Regions from separate parts of the Mus musculus genome. Here regions 1 and 3 are each linked to region 2. A link is a loop called in an ENCODE intact Hi-C map of the cell type or tissue named here. Cell type or tissue: heart. All regions are shown on one strand. Region 1 has its middle 17 kb from the start of 1700028I16Rik. Region 2 holds the start of Txnrd1 (thioredoxin reductase 1). Region 3 holds the start of 1700028I16Rik (RIKEN cDNA 1700028I16 gene).

Region 1 (8,000 bases), 65 kb after region 2:
TGTCCTCTGACCTTCACACACTCATCAAGGCCAGAAGGTGCACACATGCATGTACACACACACACACACACACACACACACACGATAGATATCGAGATAGATTGGATAGATAGATGGTGTCTTAGGGTCTTACTGCTGTGAACAGACACCACGACCAAGGCAACTCTTATAAGGACAACATTTAATCATGGCTGGCTTGCAAGTTCGGTTCAGTCCATTATCATCAAGATGGGAGCATGGCAGCATCCAGGCAGGCATGGTGAAGGAGGAGCTGAGAGTTCTACATCTTCATCTGAAAGGTGTTAGTGGAATACTGGCTTCCAGGCAGCCAGGATGAGGGTCTTAAAAGCCCATACCCACCCTAACAAGGCCACACCGCCTAATAGTGCAACTCCCTGGGCCGAGCATATACAAACCATCCCATTTACTAACACACACCTGTTCACTTGTCACTTTGTTTATGCCTATGCCAATCTAAGGAGGTAAGATTTCCTCATCTTTTTTCCTCAGGTCAAAATGACAGCTGAGAAATCACACCTGAACCCAGAGATCCCATTCAACAGGTGTATGAGGTCACGGGGGATTGAAGGATTGAAGACATTTCACTTAGAAATAACACAGATCTATCTGGTGTGCCTCGAGGGACAGAAGAGGTGGGGGAAGTTACTATGGAGATCATCTCAGGGAGATTCCAGGTTAAAAAGATGCAGCGGGGACCCCTAGAGGACATGCCACGAGCATGTCTCCGTGTCACCTCCCACCTGCATGCCATTCATCTGAATCACCTCCCTAGAGAACATGCCTCCCTAGAGGACCCCTAGAGGACATGCCACGAGCATGTCTCCGTGTCACCTCTCCACGAGCATGGTCTCCGTGTCACCTCCCACCTGCATGCCATTCATCTGAATCAATTTTGCCAGAGAGCAATTCAGTCAGGCCATTAACTTATCAGGAGGTTCCGTTCAGCAGAAGCTGTAGCTGGAGTTGGCCCCACAGTGATAGCAGGCAAAGTCCCACAATTATTGTCTTGCCTAGACTTGTGCCTAGATGGACCAGTGGGGAGTACCAAAGAAAAGCAGCAAAGACCAGGTGACTGGTCAAGCCGTTAGAAGCCATTATTGAATGTCTGCATCCTTGCAATGGGCACACACACAGGGATAGGCCACCAAGGTGTGTCTACAATCAGAGTACAGGTGTAGCGTTTATAGTAAACTTTAAGGAATGTGGTTAAGGCCTGGGCTACATCTCTATCAATGCCCCAGCTTTCAGAAGGAAGTACACAGCTAGCCCCAGGAGAGGCTGGGCAAGGCACTCACCCTGCGTCTCTCAACCAGGACACAGAAAGGAATTAGGAAAAGCAAGTCACTGGGCGGTGGTGGTGCACACCTTTAATCCTGGCACTTGGGAGGCAGAGGCAGGCTAATTTCTGATTTGGAGGCCAGCTTGGTCTACAAAGTGAGTTCCAGGATAGCCAGGGCGACACAGAGAAACCCTGTCTTGAAAAAAAAAAAAAAAGAAAGAAAGAAAAAGCAAGTCCTTGATCTGGTGGAGACAAGGGCAGAGCCATGGAAATAATAACGGTCATGTGATCAGACAAAGACCAGAAAGCACTAGAAGCCTTGATAGAAAGAAAGGACTGTGCTTCTAAGAAATTGAGTTCTGAAAGGGAGAGAGGGGCAGATCTCAAAGCCTTGGAATGATATACCCTCGAAGACAGATTTTATCCAGAGGGAGTGGGAAGTCATTGAAGGGGATTGGGCAGGAACTACCTGGAGAATAAATTGGAAGAGTTTTGGGGTGAACCCTTGCAGGCTTCAAAATGACCCAAGATATTCTATACACACACACATAACTATATATATATAACTATATATAACTATATATATATATATAACTATATATATATAACTATATATATATATATATAACTATATATATATAACTATATATATATATATTGTCTGATCCTGAATCTTTCCTTTTAATTTCCAGGGCACAGGGTTGGGACTGCAGAGAAAGCTCACTGCTTAAGAGCACTGGCTGTTCTTTCAGAAGACTCAGGTTCAATTCCCATCACCCACTGTGAGCCAACCTCACAGTGGTTTGTAAACTCCAGTCCCAGGGCATCATTTGCCTCCCTGCCCACTCTGACACTAGGCACGCACATGTTGGACATACATATAGGCCGGGAAAACACCTATATGCATAACATTTGAAAGTGGTGTGTGTGTGGGTGGGTGGTGTGTGGAGTCATCAAGGGCAGAGTCCGTTGCTGAGGGCAAGTTGGGCTCCATCGGTATGTAGAACTAGTCAAACCCATTCTGATTCTGAGGCCAGTCCACACATAAGGGAAAGAACATTGGACATCCAAAAGCAACCAATGTCCCCTCAGGGAAACTAAATGTACTGGGTAGAACAAAGAAAGCAGAAAGAAATGAGAAGTCAGGAACAGAGCATCGCTTGCAAGACACACTTGTTTCCTCCTTCCTTCTTCTCTGTGACCACAGCATTGTTAGGGGAACAGCTCAGTTACCAAAAAAGAAGTGGGGGACCAGAAAAATCTTTTAGCCATGGGCTCGTCAGAAAAGACCAACTCAGCCATTGCACAGGGGCTCTTCTGGTACCGATAGGCATTTCAGCCTAGTTCTAACTATCCTGTCATTGTTGGGGTAGCCTTAAAGAGGACAGAAACGAGAAATTCCTTTCTTGCAGTCAGGCGTGTTTACCGGCTCAGATAAAGAGCAGAGACTCCGGCATTTTCCCCTTTTTGTAAGGGAGGATAATTGCAGGCAGCTGTAGGACCAGATACTACGTAACCATTTCCTCCAGGTGGCTGCTGCTTTTCTCTTTCCCTGCTTTGTTTTTATTTCGACTTTATTTCCTCTCTCCGAAACAGAGCAGGCCATCAAGCAGTTTTTTATTCTTTAAATTTTTATTTTCAAACATGATTGCTTTGCCTGTGTGTGCCTGTGCGGCACATGTGCTCGAAGAAGCCAGATCAGGATGTTGGTGTCTGGTCCGTGGGTGTAAGCTACTATGTGGGTGCTGGGAGCCAAACCTGGGTCCCCTGGATGTCGGTACTCATAACCAGCAAGTCATTGCATTAGTTCCTTTGTCAAGGATTTTAATAGAAATTTGAACAACCAGAAGTAGATGCTTTCTCCCACCCTACCCCGTTCTTTCTCACTCTTCTTTTCCTTCTTTTTTCCTCCTCCTCCTCCTCCTCCTCCTCCTCCTGTTTTTAAAGTAAGGGGCTCACATAGCCAAGTCTGTCTCGACTGTGTATATAGCTAAAGATGACCCTGAATAGGTCCATTTGCCTCCACCTCTCAAGTACCGCAATTACACACAAGCTCACATACACCCCTCTCCATGTTACATAGCGCCAGAAACTGAACCCCAGCCCAGTTGGATCATTCCACTCCCCGAGCTACACCCCCAGCCCCTGAGCACAATTTCTAGTCGAGTCTGAAGAAGGGAAATAGCCAGATGAAGGAGGAGAGGCATGCAGATGCCTCAACACCAGAACCATGCCTGGGCGAGTGATGAGAAAGAAGCCAGGAGGAACCTGGGAGGGGTGGGGGTGGGGCAGATTACAAAACACGGTCGGCTTTCCGTCAAACTGTTTTGAGTTTGATTTTATCTCTGGGTTTGGGGAGCAGGGGAGTATTTAATCTCTAGAATTGAATAATTCAAACAATTTATTGATGATATCTCTGACAGTTGGCAGGAAGGTAGGATGGGATGGGGCAGGAACGCTGGCAAGGAGCCCAGTTCTTTGGCCGGGTGGGACTTGGGACTGAAGCCCTGTAGCAGAAGGGGTGGCATTCCGGAGCTCAGGTAGCATCCATGGGATCTGCAAACAGTTCCTGGGGGGGAAGACAGAGACAAGAATGTGAAGCAAGGAGCTACTGCCCTCCCCTGGCAGGTTCTGGGCAGATTGAGTCATGCGTTAAGCAGTGCACACTGGTTCCCAGAACCGAGCCTGCTGCCTGGAAGCAACGTCAGGAGTTTCCTGCGGCTGGCTCTCCGCACAGCTTTGTCTTTGGCTCCGGTTAAGTGCTGTGCTGGAAACTGGAGTGGGGAAACTGGCATTCTTCCTCTCCCCATGGTACTGTCTACGACAGACAAACAACATATGGAAGCTTGAGATGTCCAAACAAGGCTGCGGGTGTAGCTCAGTGGACAGGGGGCTCACCCAGCCTGTTGGAAGCCCTGAGTGGGGTCCCCAGTGCTACACGTGCTGGACATGATGACGCAGGCTTGTGATCACAGCACTTGAGGCAGAGGCAGGCATTCTGGGCTTGATGACAAGAAGCAGAGAACCTCCTGGAACAGGAGTGTGGGCGGAGCATGCAAGATGAGACCCAGTTCTGAATGAGACTTTCCTGTCGCTTTGTACGTGAGGAAGAGACACTGTCTAGCCTCTCCTTTCTCCCGTGCTGTGACTAGCCATCTCTTAGTGGAGCTTTTGAAGTGATGAGAAAGTAGTGATTTCTGAACGAAGATGACTGCTGAGCATGATATTGTCTCAAAGGGGAAAAAAGGTCAAGGGCTGGAATGATGGCTTAGCAATGCTCCTGCACAGGGTCTGGGTCCAGTTCCCAGCACCGACATGGCAACCCATAACTGTCCGTAACTCCCACTGCAGGTGTAAGGAAACCAGTGTCCTCTTCTGGCCACATGTGGTACACATACATACATGCAGGCAAAAACACTCCTGCACATAAAAATAAATAAATCTTTGGAAAAAAGAGATTACATATGAATAAAATTAAACTGATAATTTCCAAACGCATCACGTCTTAAAATCAAATTCCGAATCCTTCCAAAGAACAAAGTAGTTGAGAGCAGTTAACAGCGATAATCTGGCTGAGAAAAAAAAATTGTCCTCATTTTCTTTGATGAACTGATAGAAAGTAACAGAATGTCTAAATCCAGCACTCAGCAACAGAGGTGTGCGGACAGACGCAGGTGGATCTCTGTGAGTTCTGGCCAGCCCCATCTATATAATCAGCTCTAGGACAGCCAGGGAGACATAGAGAGACCTTGTCTCAAAAATAAATAAGTGAATACACAAACAAACAAACAATTGTGCTTTCCAGTCCCTTAAAACAAAAACAGTTCCTGAAAAAAATAGTATTAACTACTCCCTAAGCCCAACCACACATTCCAGAATCGTCATAGCCAGGAGATAGTCTGTTCCCCCAAGAATAAGAGTAACACACATCTCTTTAGTGATTTCTGGTTTTTTTTTTTTTTTACTTGAGAATCACATTCCACTTTTTAATAAAGCATTGAGGCTGTGAGTTGATCTGCCTATAAGCACAGGTTATAAATAATAGAGTGGAATATCATACCTAGCTGAAAGAATAATTATTGTTGTATCAATAGTACACTCTTAACCCAAACTATATAGAAATACATGGGTTCAAAGGCACTCCATCCTTACTGGGGCAGGCTCCTTTGGCTACTCCTTTGGTTCTTTCAGTAGAACTCAAGCCCTTTTTCGTTTCCAGACTATCTTTGATAGCCACAAACTTCTGGCAGGATAGGAATTTCTGTAAGGTCCTGATTGGATTCTCTCTAAGCCAGTCAGTGATCTAATTTCCTCTTGCTAGTTCTTGGCTTATGTGAGATCATGTGTATGTGACACATATGTAAAATCAGGAGACGAGACCTTTGGGTGAGCGTGAGAATGTGTTCTCAGATCTCAGCTGTGGGGACCTTAGCTGACTGATGGCTGCTTGACCTAAGGTCATACTTTCCAGGAACCAAGTCCAGCCACCGGCTGACAGGCTTACTTCTAAGACATGAGACTCTTAGGTTCCCTTTTGTTTTGTAGCTACCGATGCATTATATTCATCCTTCAGCAGGGTAGAGAGATCGCCTCCACTCTTTTTCATGGCCGTGTAGTATTCTCTTTAAGGATTTGCTGTGACCTGTGTGCCTCTGTCTATGATCATTTCAGTTGCTTTCTCTATCTGCCACATAAAACATGGGGAAAATGTCCCTTGAAATGTCACCTTTAAATGTCAAATTACTATGCTCTTACTCTTTCCATCTCCCAATCAGAGTTACATTTCAGTAGAGGAAATAATTTTTCAATATAGCAATTAATTATTTGCAAATTTTATATAATGTATTTTGATCATATTCATCCCTCACTTGTCCCCCCAACCCCTTCTAAACTGACTCTTACCTGTCTACTGCCCCCCCAACCTCATAGCCTCTCTTTTTAATAACCCATTGAGTTTAGGGTATGGGGCCATCCACTGAAGCATGACACCCTTACCAAGGGTCACACTTGTAAAGAAAACTGACTTCCCTCCCCCAGAAGCGATTAACTGCCCACTGTTGCTAGATATTTGATCACATTGTAAACCCTGAAATTGTGTTATTTACTGGAAAAGAACTGCTTTTGGTTGTGGCGTGGCTCCGTCTTAGCACACACCTTTAATCCAAAAGCTTTCTGCTTGAGTATTATAAACAGGATTAAATAAAGTCAACCCTGGGTCAAGAGGCAGAGCAAGCAACAGTTGACAGGAAGTGAACATAAGATTATTAAGAAAAAAAACCATAGAGAGTAAGAGGGAGTCAGGAGGATGGATAGAGAGACGCAGATCACAGAAGGGAGGGGCATTGGTTGAGTGTGAAGGAGGTTTTTTGAGATGGAGTAAGGGAAGGGCATTGTTTCTGGGGCTGAGAAGGAAGGTCAGCTGGGTACTCTCTCTGCCTCTCTGACCTAGCAGGCTCTCACATCAGCATCTGGCTCCCAACTCTTCATTGGTAAAATCAAATGATTAAGATTTTATTAAACACAACAGCCCACAGCCCCTCAGCTCATGAAACCATCCCCCTCCATGCTAGAATGTTGGCTGGCTTGATCTTGTGCAGACAACCAAAGTCTCCCCGAGTTCATGAGGGCAATAATTCTGTCATGTACAGGAGACAGTTTCCACTCAGGTCAAACATGACCTCTGGCTCTTACAATCTTTGTATCCCCGCTTCTGAAATGGTCCCTGAACCCTGGACAAGGGGGTGGGGAACAAACTTTAAAATGAACATCAAAGGCAGTTAAATCAAATACTTTTATTTTGGTGCCAAACAAAACAAAACAAAACAAAACAAAACAAAACAAAAAAAACCCTCAACCATTAGTCTTCAAGATCCATCTTCCTTCTGCATGGCCAGGTTGATGAGAAAAGAATAAGAGTCAGTATTCATCTACCATTCAAGTCCTTATTTATTTATGTATGTATTTATTTATTTAATATATGAGTGCTTTATCTGCATGTACACCTGTCTACCAGAAGAGCGCATTAGATTCCATTACAGATCATTGTGAGCCACCATGTGGTTGCTGGGAATCAAACTCAAGACCTCCGGAAGAGCAGTCAGTGCTCTTAACCACTGAACCATCTCTCCAGCTCATCAAGTCCTTTTCTTTTTAATTTTTCTTTTTCATTCTTTCTTTCTATTTTACGTTTAATGTGTATGGGTGTTTCTCCTGAGTGTATATTTGTGCACCACAAGTGTGCAGTGTCCCAATGAGGCCAGAAGAGGGCATCAGATCCCCTGAAACTAGAGTCACTGATGGTTATAAGCATCCCTGTGCATGCTGGGAAAGGGAGCCCTGGGTCCTCTGCAAAGGCAACCAGTGCTCTTAACCACTGAGCCGTCTCTCATCACCTCATTGTCTATTTTTCAGATAGGGTCTCATTCTGTGATGCACTCTGACCTGAAATGCACTTGTTACCTGTGGGTGGCCTTGAATTTACATAGAGCCTTCTACTTCATCCTTCTGAGATCTGGTCCTTGTTGATAACACTAATCTCTGCTACCAGTCTAGATGATTCTTTCAGCTTACTGTTGACCAGTTTGAGGCAGTTCTCATGGCTCCCAGTTGACCTTTCTCACTATAATAGACCTCAATCCATACATAGGAAGAGTTGGGAATTCAATTGTGAACTACCCTAATTGCATGCCACCCTAATTGC
Region 2 (8,000 bases):
ATGCCAAGCTAAAGGCACTATGACTATCAGATGTAAAATTCTAAGTTGTTTCCCAATGTGCTAATCAGAACCAGTTCTGAACAGCTCAGAGTTTCATGTCTGACAACCCACCTTCAATGAAACCAGAACCTTCAAAGTTAACTCCCTTAAGTGGATCTTTATGTCCCAGCCACTTCATCTATGGAAGGAGGAGACGAATGAAGTGCTAATCTATGGAACGCATATGAAGAGCTAAAGGACAAATGAGAGATGGATAAGCGTTTTATCCTTCTGATGTGGTAAGCACAGGGGAATGAAGTCTCATCCAGTAAGCTTCAAATGAATGGCCGTCCACTCCATGCCAGCAGTATGCTGGGATTTGCATGGGCTCCATCCTGACTCACAAGCACAAGAATCAGAGCAGGAGCAGGCGTGTCTCAGAAGTAGTCAGCAGAGCAGTGCGCGGAGCAGATAGTGAGCTCTGCAGGCAGGTGGTCTGGCACGCAGCCCTGCCTCTGCCTGGTAGCCAGCTGTGTACTCCGGTAACTATGGAGGTCTTCATTTTTTTACCTGCAATACTGGATGACACCATATCCTTCACCAGGCAGTTGTGAAAACTTAGAATCCAGCACACAAACAGTTGTTACTGTCAGTACTAGGCATTTCCATTTAGCTCTGGTTACTAGCATACCCTTGAGAACGCAGGCATATAAAGTAAGCCTACTTTTCCACCTTCATAAGCAAGCCAGAAAATTATCTCTGACAGGATTCCTCCTCTTCCAGAAAGAAGGATTTGTAGGGTTGCGGTGGGAACTACACAAGTAGTTGGCCAAACAATGCATTTCTCTAAATAGGTGCTCACCTGGAAAGGTGGGTCTGGACAGGAACTGAAGGATCCCAGCAGAGCAGGGAAATCTAAGGAACTGAAGGTGTAATACTCCCAGGAGCTTACAGCAGCTTGGGAGTAGAGATGATGTAAAAGAAAACCAGGCTGGCCCTGACCCAAGAAGGCTCATGACAAAGAACTGAAAAGTGAGCCCTTTATCTTGGAAGCAGTCCAGGCAGTAAGAAGCAGGCATGAGGAAGATGGCCCTGGGCAGGGAGGGAGGGAGAGAGAGTTCAGGGTGGGAGGCGTGAGAAGCTTGAAGTGATATAGGCAAGATGAAATGAGCATCCTTCTCTGATGGCTATCGCTTAGAGGCAGGCTGTGGCTAACCTTACAGGGCGGGCTTGAGACTGCCTGCCCCGGGGACTGACCACAACTGGGCTCCATCTGCTTGGATATGAGTCTGCCTCACTGCCTGCCAGTTACCTCTTCTGTTATTGCCTTAAAGGAGCCAAGTACCATGCAGCCAATTGTTAATCTTATCGCCACTGTACTACTGAAGGCTTAACTATGGTAGTATTCCAGTGGGTACCTTTCCACTCAGCTAGCCTGCTCTTCTCCGTGGCACCAAGAGAGGCACTTACACAGGCAGTTTCAGAACTCTGGAACCAGAGCCATGGAAGAAGAGAAAGAGAGTTGTCACTTGACCTTCACATACACACCATGGCACGCACATGCAAGTGCACACACAAGCACATGCACGCACACACACACACACATACACACACACAGCAAGTGCACACACAAGCACATGCACGCACACACACGCACACACACACACAGCAAGTGCACACACAAGCACATGCACGCACACACACACACACACACACAGATAAATGCAACAAAAAAATTTTAAAACCTCTGGAAGCCTATAAATTCTGGTCCTTGTAATCTTGACTTAAAGATAAAATAAAATGCCGCCAGGCCTGGTGGCACCCCCTGTAATGCTAACACTCAAAAAGGCAGAGGCAAGAGATAATTGGTAGTTCCTCGGCCAGCTTAGGCTCCATAGCAAATTCAAAGCCACATAGGGTCTACATAGGGAGACTGCTTCCAAAAAAGAGGAGGAGTAGGAGGAAGAGGAAGAACAAGAAAAAAAAAAAGGACTACCTACAAATATGTTTGAGGACCTGGGTTCCACTCCCAGCATTACCCACTGAAGGCTGATATACCTCTGTGTTAGAACACTTACCTAGAATGTTTACAGCCCTGTTCAATCCTGGCACTTGCACCAAAAAAAGTGAGAGAAAAAAGAGGGAGAGGAAACATTTATTCAAACTCCCCCCCTTAAGAAGTTAGCTGTGGGTGCTGGCGAGGTGGCTCAGCGGGTAAGAGTACTGACTGATCTTCCGAAGGTCCTGAGTTCAAATCCCAGCAATCACATGTTGGCTCACAACCACCCATAATGAGATCTGACGCCCTCTTCTGGTGTGTCTGAAGTCAGCTACAGTGTACTTATGTATAATAATAAATAAATTTTTGGGCCGGAGCAAGCGAGGCCGAGTAGGGGCTGACCAGAGCAAGGGGGATTGACAGGAGGAAGTAGAGGTCCTAAAATTCAATTCCCAACAACCACATGAAGACTCACAACCATCTGTACAGCTACAGTGTACTCATATATAAAATAAATAAATAAATCTTTAAAAAAAAAAAAGTCAGCTGTGCCCACTGAGTCCTTCCAAAGATCTCCCTCCCTCATCTCCTATAATGGACTCACTGTGGCTAGCAAGTGGCTCAAGAGACTCAAGCCAATCAGTCGCCTCACCTGTTCTGTCTCTTTCCACAGTTTTTTCTTAGCACTCATGAAAACCAGGAGAAAGTAGGACACAGAACAGCTGGTTTACTTAAGCTCTACATATGTAGCAAATAGGAAGTACAGGTTACAAACGCCACTCATGGCCCCGAAACTAAAGTCAGAGAAACAGGACAACAAAGTTCATCCCAAAGCTTATAAAGGCTTTTTTTTTACTCCCACCCCACTGGTGTTAAAAATCATGGGGGGGGGGGTTAAGGTTATGGAGAAACTTCTCAATATACATTTACAACACAGGCAGAATCCCCACCCCCAAGACCTCGGCCAGGTCTTTGTTATTTAACTTGAAAACTGAAGGCCTAAGGGGAGCAAGTGCTTTAACTAAAGGAAAAGCCTTTTAGCTCCCTTAATTAGTTCCCACCCATTTGCTATTCACCTTTGAAATCTACTTCCAGTCCCTATATTCACTCTTCAAAGATGTTTCTGGTAGAAGACTAAATAAAAATACAAAGTAATTGTTAATGTTCTTCTTAGTGACACATACATCTAAGTGTTTTTACACCTAGCAGGCCTCAGGTTTACTAAGAAAGCAAATGTTCCTGTATCTTTTACTTCTGAAAAATCACAGAGGGGCTGGCGAGATGGCTCACTGAGGGAAGGTGCTTGCAAACAAGTGTGGCGACTGGGGTTTGATCCCCAGGATCCACATAGGGACGTTAAGAACCGACTCCACAATGTCCTCCGACTTCAACACACTGCCTGGTGTCTCATCATACATTTTTGCAATTCTGCAGGCTGTCACCCCTCCACCGACGGACCAGAAAATGATGACCAGCATACTTGCCACAGAAGGGTAGATCTAGGTTCTTTTATATCCACTCAACTCTGAGCTAGAGAAAGAAATGCCTGACGGGAAACAAATTCAACCCATGGGACTCGTGGTTGTTTCCCAGAGCCTGTGTTTCTTGGTACCCCATGCCTCTGAGAATTAAGAGGAAGGTGATAGGGCGGCCTGATGAGGAAGGGGTAAGTATTTCCTGACGCGTTTTTTTCTCAAGACTTCCCCATACTATTCACCCTGACGCTAAAGAATGTAAGAGGGAAAACCCGAGCAAAGGGAACAAAAGAAGAAATGGCTTGGCTTGGCTCCTCCCGGTTCAGAGATCTGAGCACGTGGGTCGCCAGCCTGCAGTGTCCCAGCGCCGGAGATCGGGGAACCTGCGCAGCTCCTACCTTCAGGGCTGGACCATGGCCGCCCTCCGCCGGTCGCACCTTCCGCTGGCTCGCCGCCTCCCGCGGCCTTTCCGCTCGCCCGCGCCGCTGCAAGGCCCCGCCGCCCTCTGTGGCACAAAGCAGAGCGGCAGTGAGCCTTCCTCCGGGCGGGGCTTCCGGGACGCCACGCGCCCTGGGTCACTCTCGCCAGTGGACTCCGACCCTTAAGCAGCCGGGCCAGCAAGACTCCAGGACCCCCAGAACTCAGAAAAGCTCTGCATGGCGGCTAAAAACACCAGCCTCGTAGCCACCTAACATTAACACTGCGTGGTCTGGTTTTTGATCGCTGCGCCGGGTGAATGCAACACCCAGGGCTTCCTGGAATCTGAAACCGCGGGCAAAACGAAGGTCCACAAAGACGCTATCCATCCGCTCTGGATGACATCAGAGGAGGATGGTCCTATTTCACAAAGTAATGAACTCGGAAAAGTCTGGAACTATTGAAAATGTAGCCCACAGCTAAATGAATGAATATGTGTGTGTGTGTGTGTGTGTGTGTGTGTGTGTGTGTGTGTGTAGTGTCAGTATGTCATATATACTGACACCAGCACTTAAAAGCATAGTTATTCAGTACTAGTACCAACAGTGAGATATATTTACAAAGTGCTATAGCATTATATATATATAAACATTTAGTCTTCACAATGTACTTTTAGATGTATTACCAAATTACCATGTCCATTTCATAGGTAAAGGAAACCGAGCTACATATTGTCAACCAACTTGGGCAAGTTCGAGCTGCCGGTCAACATTGGAGGCGAGACTCAATCCAGGCAGGATTGTCTCTGCTCTGTACTAGTCTGCACCGCCTCCTTCAGTTAGGGAAAGGCTGTGCTGTAGTCCCAGCTGCCCTGTTTAACTGCCTGGGTCAAGAAGGGCAAGCCACTAGGAAACATGCGATTGCCAATTCCAAGGAATTTCATGGGGCTTAGGAAGTGGAAACATTTGTAAAGGCATGAAACTCCTTAATGTTATCACGGATTTATATACTTACTCGTCACAGTGTTATATATACCTCAAGATCACTGCTCTACAAAGAATACCCACTTTCTCTGGTTGCCAGGCATCAGCAGACAAGGGCCAGACCCAAGTCCTCATATCCTGAAGCTTGTGACCCGGGCTGTCTTCTGCTTACCCTAGCTTGTTCCCAGCCTGCTCAGTCGCACATTAAACGATCCCCTCCCGGACATTTCCAAAGCACCACCCCGGAGCGATGCTCCCAGGCCCGCCAGCGACCGTCCCGGGCATCCCAGGTCCCCAGCGGTCAGCTCCACGCTGACACAGAGCTTACATGAACAAGGAAGGTGAAACCACCAGCTCTTCTCGCCCCGCGGTGTCGGCGTCCCGCACCTCCCGCGTGGACGCGAGGCCTGACGGAAGCAAACTGAGGATAAAGAGCTGCGGGTTCCTAGTGGCTCCGGGAAGCCACGCCCTGCTCTTAGTAGGCGGGCGAACTGCCCGTGTCAGAATGACAAAGCAAAAATCCAGTCCCCGCGCAGCCCCGGCAACCTGTCCCGGTTGTCCCCGCAAAGTGAGAGCTCCTAATTGGACCGTACAACATCCTCGCTGCTCGGAACCGCCCCCCGACCCAAAGGCCGCGGCTGCTATTCAAAGAATGTTGGGAACCAGAATCGAGTAAGAGTGTGGAGTGAGTAACCCGGGCTCAGCCCTAAGGCGCTGCTATCTACACAAGCTTGCGTTAGTCACATGAGGAATTTTAAAAATATTGACGCCCGGCACCCATACAGACGATCTGATGCCCCTGGCACTGGCTGTGACCCTGCCAAATAGTTGTTTTCTTAAAAAAAAAAAAAAAAAAAATCCAAAAGTTAATCTAATTGACTGCAAAGGCGGCAGTGACCTAAGGTAATGGATTAGTCAAGTCTGGTGATTCTCTTAAGGAAGTTCCCTGGTTTTTTAAAGCTATGCCTACTTCATCCTGAGTTACCCTGAGAAGAAATGACTAGTTCCCCTTACAATACTTCCTCCTCGTCCCAATCGGGCTTGGGGGTTCACCTTAAGGAAAACACTTGGCACACCACCACCAGCATCGACCAAAGAAGGCCTTGTCCTTTCATGCCTCCTGCCTCTAGGCTACTAAGAATGCTTGGTGAATGAATGAATGAATTGTCTGACCCACTATGGAAAAAAAAAAAAAAAAAAAACTAGGTGAGAAGGTTGCCAGCCTGAAGCCACGCCTTCTGAGAACTGGCCTCCCCACTTTCCTTCTAGGCTCTTCCAAGGTGACAGTAAGAAACTTGCATAAACGGACACACAGGCTGCCAGGCTGACCAGATACTTAGCCCACACTGCCCGCTGCTCATTTCTTGTGTGTGTACAAGCAGTGCTTGAACCGGAGCAGCCCCTGATACGCAAGTGTCAGGACTGGCTACAAAGTGTCTAGCTCCAAAGTGTTCAGGGCAAACGTAGTTAAGGACCAAGGGATGGCAAATCTGATTACCCCTGGCTCCCCAGCCAAGCTCTGTTTGCCGTATTTCAGGCACTGCACATTGGGACAGTCTGTAAAGGAAGGTCATGAACACCCCCTTCTTAAAAATACAGACAGTGCAACTTGTTTCAAGAGTACGACAGGGTAGAGAGAGGCTCTTCTATCACTAAGTTACAATAATGTACTAATGCTGTGATTATAGGATTCTAATAGCTTGACCCTGAAAGTGTCTTACATGGACTGGTCAGAGAGGGATCACAGTTGAGATGTTACTTTTTCTTTTTTTAAAGATTTATTTATTTTATGTATTTGAGTACACTGTCACTGTCTTCAGACATTACAGATGGTTGTGAGCCAACATGTGGTTACTGGGAATTGAACTCAGGACCTCTGGGAGAGCAGTCAGTGCTCTTAACCACTGAGCCACCTCTCCAGCCCCAGTTGAGATTTTTTTTTCTAACAGCTTATTAGAAAAGACTACATATGCCACTGCAACTCCCCACTGCTCTTAAGATAAGCAGACTATAGCACAAGTGGCTAAAACAGCTTCCCTGTTGTGAGGAGATGCAGAGAGCTCTACCCTGGTCCAGTTTAAAAGCAGTTCCTCCTTACCTTTCCCCATAGCTCAAGGACTGCTCATTGTCTACTCAAACACCTTAAACGGCTTTGACTGTGCACGTTCTTATCTTTCTTCCTTGAAAACCAATGTCTAGTCTGTCAATATTCATTTGAAAAGTCACCTCCTCTGGGTGGGGTTCCCACGGAGGATTAACTGTCCCTTGCTCTCTGTGGTCCCCAAGTACCTACTAATAAATAACTGCACATCTTCTAAATCTATCCAAACGTTTGTAAAGCAACCCCGTGTTTGATTTCTTGTCTCTCCAGAATGCGGTATCATAGCCCAGAAAACAATGCGAAATCCTTCTGTTTCTGAACTGTCATCTCAGCTGAGATAGATGATCGGGGGCCCTACTGCATCAACAGCAGTATAAAACACCCCACCTAGAGAGAGCGCACTCAGGTACAATAATCACTGCTCACACCTTCATCTCTCTAGGGCCCCTTGAGATCAAGGCTACGTTTCTCAATGGTCCAGACAAGGTAAGACCCACCCTTGTTTGGAGAGGTTTGTTTGTTTTGTTTTGTCAAAACAGGGTTTCTCGGGCTGGTGAGATGGCTCAGTGGGTAAGAGCACCCGACTGCTCTTCCGAAGGTCTGGAGTTCAAATCCCAGCAACCACATGGTGGCTCACAACCATCCGTAACGAGATCTGACGCCCAAATAAATAAATAAATAAATAAATAAATCAAACAAACAAAAAAAAAAAAAAAAAAAAACAGGGTTTCTCTGTGTAGCCCTGGCTGTCCTGGAACTTGCTCTGTAAACCAGGCTAGCCTCAAACTCAGAGATCCCCTTGTCTCTTGCCTCCCAAGTGCTGGGACTAATAAAGATGTGTGCTGCTGCTCCCTGCCCCCACCCCCTGGCTAAAACCCACTATTGTTAGTGCTAGCTGTCCACATAGTCTGCACCCTACTTAGGCAGCAAACCATTGTTGGAGAAACACAATTGCTGGCCCTGCCCAGCAATTCTTTCTTCCTGTCATATTTCCCCAGCTGCCACGATGCCTCTTTTATTTTTTCCTTCTTTTCTCGAATTTCTAA
Region 3 (8,000 bases), 49 kb after region 2:
TGGGAATCTTCTGTCTCTGGCTTTCATAGGCACTGGGCAGTTGCATGGTCCACATGCAGAGAAAACACCCATACGCTTAAAATAACAAAACAACTTTTAAAGAGATGTGAGAAAAAAAAATTTTTTTGAGTAAACATCCACTATGGCTTTATATTAGTGGTTACACGAATGGCAGACTAATTTCACCAGCAGAAAGCAGGCTATGGGGAATGCTCGCTCAAGGGTCCCCTAAAGGAAAGACACACAGATTCACAATTCCTCCTTTCAGGGATTTAACCCACTATAAATCTAAACTGTACTTTCAGAACTAAGTAATTTAAAGGCTTTAAGTATACACAAAGAATTCTGTGCACACACAAAGAATCAAGTACGAGGGGTCAAACACTGGGCAGGGGCTTCCAGTTACGACACTGAAACAGACAATATTGACCTCTGCCCGACCTCGGGATCCAGCAGGACAGTCAGGAGGATGTCTGGTTCTGTGCCCAGTCTCTCACTTCCTCTCTCTACCTCTGCTTCAGTGGTCCCCAGGGGCTCCCTCAGCCTCATCCCCACCCAAAGCCACAGCACCCTCCTTCCTGACCCAAAGCACCCATCCCCTGCTTCCTGGCCTAGTGTCTGAGACCCAGTTAATATGTTTAGGAAAGTGAATGTGTAACTTCCCAGCTCACATGCACTTAATTTTCACAAGCGATCTTGGGGCCATCTTTGAGAACTACTGCCCCGTGCCCCAACTGGAGAAGCTGGTGGGAGTTAACCGCGTCGGTTTTTGGAAGGTCCCTCACATATGCAGTTCTTTCTGTGGAGCAGATGGATGCCTTTGCCCATCTGTAAGGCAGTGAGGCAAGACCTGTGGGAGTTACAGTAATGACTGGCATACATTCCTGATCTTCAAAACTCCAGCAGGAAAAATTTTAACAAGCTAATTAGGAAAGAATGCTACGTGTTATAGCAAAAAAAACGCCTGCTCAGTGCTAAGTACCAAAATCAACCCCGTCTGCCCTCCTCCCCAAGCTTCCGGTGCCCCTCTGCTTTCCTGACGACACATCATGACTCCGCATTTTCTCCAGGCGACTGTATGCTCGAGAACTGAGGTCATGCCCTGTTTCTCTGAGTCCACAGTGCCTGATAAAATAATAAATGCTTGGCGACACTGTGTCATTAGCAACCTGAACCGGACTGTGAGCTGCTTCACATTAGATTCTGAACACTCACTTGGGAAGCAGCTGCTTGGAACTAAGATGAGAGAGCACTGTGTGCTCCAGCATTTAGATAAAGCAGATCACCAGCATCATTCCAGGGAATCGGTACATCCTAGCATCCTTTGTAAGTGTCGTACAAGGAGCGTGTCTCCTGCCCATATGCATGTAAAGTATAGAAAAATGGCCGGAACAAAGTGCTGCTTCATAAAGCAGGCCCAAATTTAAGTTTCAGCTCGTTGGTTAAGATCCTGCCTTGTGGGTGTGAGAACCCCAGTTCAGGTCCCCAGAAAGAAGAAAAAGGAGTCAGAGAAAGAGCTCAAAGGCAAAGAACACTTAGTGTTCTTACTGAAGATGTGGGTTTGGTTCCCAGCACCCATACCAGGTGCTCACAACCATCTGCAACTCCAGTGCCAGGGGATGGGATGCCTATTTCCTTGGGCAGCTGAAAGCACACGGTGCACACAGACAAGCAGGCACGCACGCGCACACACATAAATAAAAATGAAAACCGTAAAACGGCACAATAGACACCGTCATTCTGGCAAGGTAGGAACAGAGACCGCCTGATGTAGTATCTAGGCCAATGAAAGCCAGGGCAGGGAGTTAACTTGCCTTATATTTCCACCACGCCCGGCATAAAGTATTTTTTTAAAAACCCAAAAAACAGCCGGGCGTGGTGTCATACGCCTTTAATCCCGGCACTCGGGAGGCAGAGGCAGGCAGATTTCTGAGTTCGAGGCCAGCCTGGTCTACAGAGTGAGTTCCAGGACAGCCACAGCTACACAGAGAAACCCTGTCTCGAAAAACCAAAATAAATAAATACCCCCCCCAAAAAAACAAACAAAAACTAGTTAAGAGGGCTAGAGAGATGGCTCGGTGGTTAAGAGCACTGACTGCTTTTCCAGAGGTTCTGTGTTCAATTCCCAGTAACTACATAGTGGTTTACAACCATCTGTAATGGGATCTGATGCCCTCTTCTGGTGTATCTGAAGACAGCTACAGTGTACTCATATACATAAAATAAATAAATCTTAAAAAACAACAAAAAGCAAACAAACAAACAAAAAAAAAAAACCACCTAGTAAGAGTAGGTGCCTCACAGAAATCGATTTAGAACACATCTCCAACTCCCTCGTGATAAGTGAGAAGAAACTGAAGCGATGGCCACAGGAGCTATCCACCCTTCACGCGGGTACTGTCCTATCCCTCCGAAGACCTCCCCTTCCCCATCATAAGCGCTCTTCTAGGTCCTCTGCCTTCCTGTCCTTCCCTGGGGCTCCCTGACCTGGAATGCAGGGAAGGACCCTGCGCCAGACACCCTACCAACCTTCCCTCATCAGCTATGCATCCCACGTGGGGCGAGCCCCTATCTCACCATCTCGGCAGAAGCCAGGGTTCAGTGTTTTATTTCCCTTTGGGACCTATAAAGGATGTGGGGGAGGCCGTGTAACCAATGATCACAGCCAGAGACCTACAGCCCAATGGCATCGGCTTGGGTCCCAGCTCTGCCACTCTGGCCTGGGTAACTTGGGGAGTAACTTGGCTTATATTTCTACCTGTTTATAAAGTATCTTTTTAAACCCCCAAAAAACAGCCAGGCGTGGTGGCGCACGCCTTTAATCCCAGCACTCGGGAGGCAGAGGCAGGCAGATTTCTGAGTGAGCAAGTTTCCTAACTTCTTGGAGCGTCGGTTTCTTCACCTGTAAAATGGGGGTTACTTGAAACCATCGCGGGAGATGCTTACACGGGTCTGGGGCGGCGAGAGGTCGGGCGGGCGAGCTTGTGGAGCCACCAACGCCCTTGAGAACCTGCGGCTGAGGCAGGGCGGCCCGTTGGCGACCTGTGCCCCTCTCCGCTCCGGCCCAGCAGCCGACTCCTCGGAAGCTCCGGGAGGGCAGTGCCGGGCTGCTCGAGAGCAAGGAGGAGCGCGCTGCCGGGGCAGCGTGGACAGGCGCTGCTCGGCCGTACCTGACACACCCTCGCCGCTCCTGCCCTCCGCGCCTCCGGTCCCCCTCCTCCTTGCTCTCGAGCAGCCCGGCACGCGAGGGGGGTGGGGGGCGGTCCACGCGCGCGGGAGGAGGAGGAGGATGGCGAGCGGAGGGCGCGCGCCCCCTGCCGGCCAGGGAAGAGATAAGCGATGGGCCGCGCCAACAGAGCTAGCCTGAAGAGGGAGAGGAGGAGAGTATTGGGATGGAGATGGGAGTGAGGGTGGGGTGGGGGTGGGGGGGGTGAGGATGAGGATGGGAGTGGGCGAGGATGGGGATGGGTGTGGGAGAGGATGGGGGTTGGGAGCAGCTTGCTTTTCCGTGGATCTCATACACTTGTTTGTTTTCTTTGACTTTTTAAAAATGTGTAGGTAGCCCACAGGTGTCATGGTTAATGTCGAGGTCATATGGAGGTCAGAGGACAACTCAAGCCAGCCGGTAGTGGCACATCCAGGCCTTTAATCCCAGTACTAGAGGGAGGCAGAGGCAGGTGGGTCTCTGTAAATTCAAGCCAGCCTGGTCTACAGAGAGAAACCCTGTCTTGTAAAAACAAAACAGAAAACTCAGGGATCAGTTTTCTCCTTCCATCATGTGGGTCCTGGGGATCAAACTAAAACTCATCTCCTGAGGTTTGATGGCAAGCACCTTTATACTGAGCCGTGCCTCTGGATGCTTTTTACTAATATGTTTGTGGTTTTTGAGGTAGGGTCTTGTGTCTAACCAGGGCTCACCTGGAAACTTGCTAAACTGTTTGGTAACCGAGTTTTGCTTTAGTTCTTTAGTTTGGTTCTAAAGAACTTGGGACCACTCTGCTCCCACAGCCTTATCTGGCAATGGGTAGTGGGGTAATTTGCCATCCTGCCATGCTGCTTTTGAAAAATAAGCTGCCTTTTTTTTTAAGGTTTTATTTATTGAGACAGAGTTTATGTAGTGCCCAGGCTGACCTTAAATTAAGGAGCCTCTGTTTTTTGCCCCGTGTGTGCTATATGACATACACACACACACACACACACACACACACACACACACACATATATATATATATGTATACATATATATATATACAGATAGGCATGCACTGCTATGTTTACTCTTGATTTTATTCTTCCTTCCCCTGTGTGTGTATGTATGTGTGTGTGGGGTTACACATGTGTGCCTGAACACATGGGCAGATAGCATCTCGAACCTGTAAGAGTTTTCCTTGCATTGCTGAAACCCACCTACGTATCTAGTAAGGTCTTGATTTATGATTATCTAATCATAACCATGAGACTACAAAAATTCACATAGCAGCTTTTGCACTGGACCACGTTATTCCAGGCTAGCTGCGGTCTCTGGTCATAGTCAGTCATAGTGTCTCGTGCCCTTTGAGATGACAGTCGTGTTTTTGCGTTGACCACTAAGAACATTCTAGTCTCCCCTCTGACCTCTGACTCCTATGCCCACGCCTTGATCTGGGACTATAAACTTCACCAAAATATCACCTTTGTGCTTTTGTCTTTGATGTTGTCCAAATGCCTGCCACAGTGCCGGGGAGATTATAGTAATTAGGTATTGAAGGAAATGCTGGGTTTTAGTAACAGTAATAGAATGGCCCACACGATAATGCTGCTGGACTGCAGGTGCCTATTTCACTGTGTAAAATGTTGAAACTTAATTTTTGGTTTTGATTCTCTGTCTCTCTCTCTCTTTCTCTCTGCTTGTGTGTGTGTGCCTGTGCGTGCACGCACGCACCCGCACTCGCATGCATGTTCCCATGTGCTTGCAGACACCTCCCTCATGATCCTCCTTGATTTGGGGCAGGGTCTCTCTTGTTTTCTGCTGCACATACCAGGATAACGGCATCCAATGCTCCCGAGATTCTGCAGTCTCTGCCTCCCATCTCACATTGGGTGTGCCAGCCTTTCAGACTCTCACTGCTACATCCCAATCCACTCAGATGGCCAGGCCTGTGCAGAACCTTTCCACAGCCATCTCCCCAGCCTCTTGGTTTCTGGTGTTCTGAGACAGGCTTTCACTGTGTAGCCAACTGGACCCAACCTTGCAATCCTCCTGCTTCAGCCTTCTGAGTGTCCAGATTATAGGCATGCACCATCTTTCCTGCCAAACTGTTTCTCTTCTAAAAAAAGATTGTAAATAGGATTGCACTAAACATGTTTGTGTTTGGAACTTAAGGCTGTCCTGACATAGTGCCACGTGGGGGTCAGACTGCAGACCCCCTCTGTGTCCCCACTAGTGAAGATTGCAAGTGAATTTTTAACCTTAGATGGTCACAGGCCTGCTCAAGCACAGAACTGCAGTTCTGGGCCTGTGTAATATTCTGTCTGTCCTTCGTTTTACTTACAGTAATCAGAGCCTCCTGCAGGTCCTTGGCAACTGTTGAAATAGTCACTGAACTTTCAAAGGCAGAGCTCTGCCCCTCAGGATCCAGGCTGGGTCTCTTTTGTTCCATGCTATACCAAGACGGTTGCTTTAGGGGTTTTGTTTTGCTTTGTTTTGTTTTCTTCTTTTTAAAGACTGGACTGTTTGGTTTCCGGGACCCCCTCCCCCCAACAAAGGACTGAGGTCATATTTTACATATCAAAGCAGACTTGTCCTCCACGTTCTCCCAGCATCCCTTAGTCCCTACTTTGCCCCCAACCTTGAACTTTCCTGCCCTGGGGCTGGGCTGCCCTTCCTCCAGAGGCTCTTACCTAAATAACCCAGACATTTAGGGCCCTCTCCTCCTCCTCATTCCTCTTCCTCCTCTTCCTTCCTTCCTCCCTCCCCCCTCCCTTCCTTCCTTTTTCTCTTTCTTTCTCTTCCCTCTCACCGTCTTTCCCTCTCCATGGCGACTTCCCTGGCTTCTTCCCTTAGGGCCAGTGAATTCGCCCGCCCCAGAGCAGCTTCCTAATAAACCTGCTTTAATATGTTATAATCTGGCTTGAATTGGCTCATGTCACTGGTAGAGAAATAACTCTTCAAGGACCTCAGAACTAGAATTCTCTGTGTAGCCAGGCCTTGACCTTCAGATCCTCCTGGAGCTGGGCAATCCAACCTTGCATGGTTGGCAGGTTCTCTATAAATGCAGCGACATCCCCAGACTCTTTTTCATCTTCAGTGTTTTGAGACAAGATCCTGTGAAGCCCAGGCTGGTCTTAAAATCCAGATCTCTTGATTGCCACCGGTCACCGCCATGGCCAGCTAGAGGTACCTTTTTTTAAAGTGCAGTTTAGCCGGACAGTGGCGGTGCACACCTTTAATCCCAGCACTCGGGAGGCAGAGGCAGGTAGATTTCTGAGTTCGAGGCCAGCCTGGTCTACAAAGTGAGTTCCATGACAGCCAGGGCTATACAGAGAAACCCTGTCTCGAAAAATAAAAAAATAAAATAAAATAAAAACATAAAAGTGCAGTTTATGCTAAGATTACAATAATCACAATTCCAGTTGTATCTTGACCTTTTTTTTTCTGTTTAAAGCATACATTTAACTAAAAACATGGACACACTGTGTCATTTCCCCCACCACACACCCCCAGTCTGTTGTGCTTGTAAGCCAACACTTCCTTAGTTACTTACAATGAGGCATCTCTGGCTGCCCCCTGGCACCGTTATCTCTGTTTTTCTGAAGAGAATTCGGGTGGTCTGTGTTTACTCAGCCAGGATCCTACTTAAATCCAGATCCCTTGACCTCCAGGCTTCCCATCTGAACCAATATCACAATGACCTTAGCATCCTCTAACCCGGTGATTCTCAACCTGCAGGTCACTACCCCTTGGTGGCTGAATGACTATCAGCCAGTTGGTTATTTCCTGATTCCGCTAGGCTCCTCCCAGGGCCCTAGCAACAGGATTATATCATTACTGGCTGCTACCGGGTGCCTGAGCATAGAAAAGGACTGCTCACCACCGCAGTTCTCTCTCTCTCTCTCTCTCTCTCTCTCTCTCTCTCTCCCCCTCCCTCCCTCCCTCCCTCCCTCCCTCCTTTCCTCCCTCCTTCCGTCCCTCCTTCCCTCCTCTTTCTCTTCCCAAATGTTCCCAGCCCCTCGGTCTCCTCCTGCATTTCTGTCTGTCTCTGTCCCCCACCCTTCTTCTCTGCCCTCAAGGCTCTACTCACATCTGCCTGCCTCTACTCCTTCCCAGGGGGGGGGCTCCCGCCCTCCCTCCCTTCCCCCAGCTAACCCCCCTTTATACCAGATCTGTTGCATGGCGTGACTTCTCAGGAGGACACCAGGTACCTCCTCACCACATTGTATTTTATAACAGTGACCCTTTCACAGGGGTTGCGTATCATATATTTATATTACAATTTAATAGCAGTAGTCGAATTATAGTTATGAAGTACCAATGAAATAATGTTATGGTTGGGGGTCAGCACAACATGAGGAACTGTAAAAGGGTTGCAGCATTAGGAAGGGTGAGGACCACTGCTCTAACCCCTAGGCATGAGTGAGACACATTACTCCCTGGAACATTTGTTTTGACATTAATTTAATTTAATTATAAATGACTTGTTTAAAGAGCATCAAAAGACGGGACATTGTGGTTGCACGCCAACATAATTCTCAGTGACAGACTTGCTATCTTCTCTTCCTGGGGAGGATGGGTCCCAGGGGGCCAGCTCTCCTGGCTTTTTTTCCCATCATGCCTTTCAGCCTCCTTTTCGACTATTGCAGGCCTCCTTGGCACTTGATATTGAAACTCGCTGAGGCGTGGTCCTTGAGTCACCAGGCCTCCAAGCTTTAAATGTCACCCCTCCAGCAATGACTGCCAAATGTTTATCACCTGCCCTGACCTTGTCTGTGGAGCAGGCCAGGGCGTCCAACTGTAGACTTGC

What was found. A loop is a pair of places that touch in the nucleus more often than their neighbours do. Peaks named below come from ENCODE experiments on the same cell type or tissue, not always from the same donor. Only the 100,000 strongest peaks of a DNase experiment are listed, where the experiment ranks them.
Region 1: it touches region 2 in a loop (2.0-fold over the local background); 4 of 42 quality-filtered maps call a loop at or near these places.
Region 3: a loop joins it to region 2, with 2.2 times the contacts of the local background. A loop is called at or near these places in 24 of 42 quality-filtered maps.

Annotation. Positions count from the first base shown.
Region 1 is chr10:82,791,490-82,799,489 of GRCm38, reverse strand. It overlaps a transcript of Hcfc2 not described here. Among named protein-coding and RNA genes, the nearest start is that of 1700028I16Rik, 17 kb to the left of the region's middle. In heart, a CTCF peak has its summit at 3,929 (motif pointing left); DNase peaks (open chromatin) are centred at 3,939 and 4,269; H3K4me3 peaks cover 1,051 bases; H3K27ac peaks cover 1,225 bases.
Region 2 is chr10:82,856,482-82,864,481 of GRCm38, reverse strand. Txnrd1 (thioredoxin reductase 1) reads right to left here and starts at 5,276. Exons shown (of 15, transcript NM_001042513.1): 1 at 5,182-5,276; 2 at 3,852-3,958. Gm38560 (predicted gene, 38560) reads left to right here and starts at 5,474. Exons shown (of 4, transcript NR_156010.1): 1 at 5,474-5,525; 2 at 7,225-7,360. In heart, CTCF peaks have their summits at 3,953 and 4,712; DNase peaks (open chromatin) are centred at 3,951, 4,741 and 5,371; H3K4me3 peaks cover 3,540 bases; H3K27ac peaks cover 3,768 bases.
Region 3 is chr10:82,807,306-82,815,305 of GRCm38, reverse strand. It overlaps 1700028I16Rik (RIKEN cDNA 1700028I16 gene), which reads right to left and starts at 3,183. Exons shown (of 3, transcript NR_038042.1): 1 at 2,947-3,183. In heart, a CTCF peak has its summit at 3,307 (motif pointing left); DNase peaks (open chromatin) are centred at 3,315 and 7,885; H3K4me3 peaks cover 788 bases; H3K27ac peaks cover 1,065 bases; H3K27me3 peaks cover 676 bases.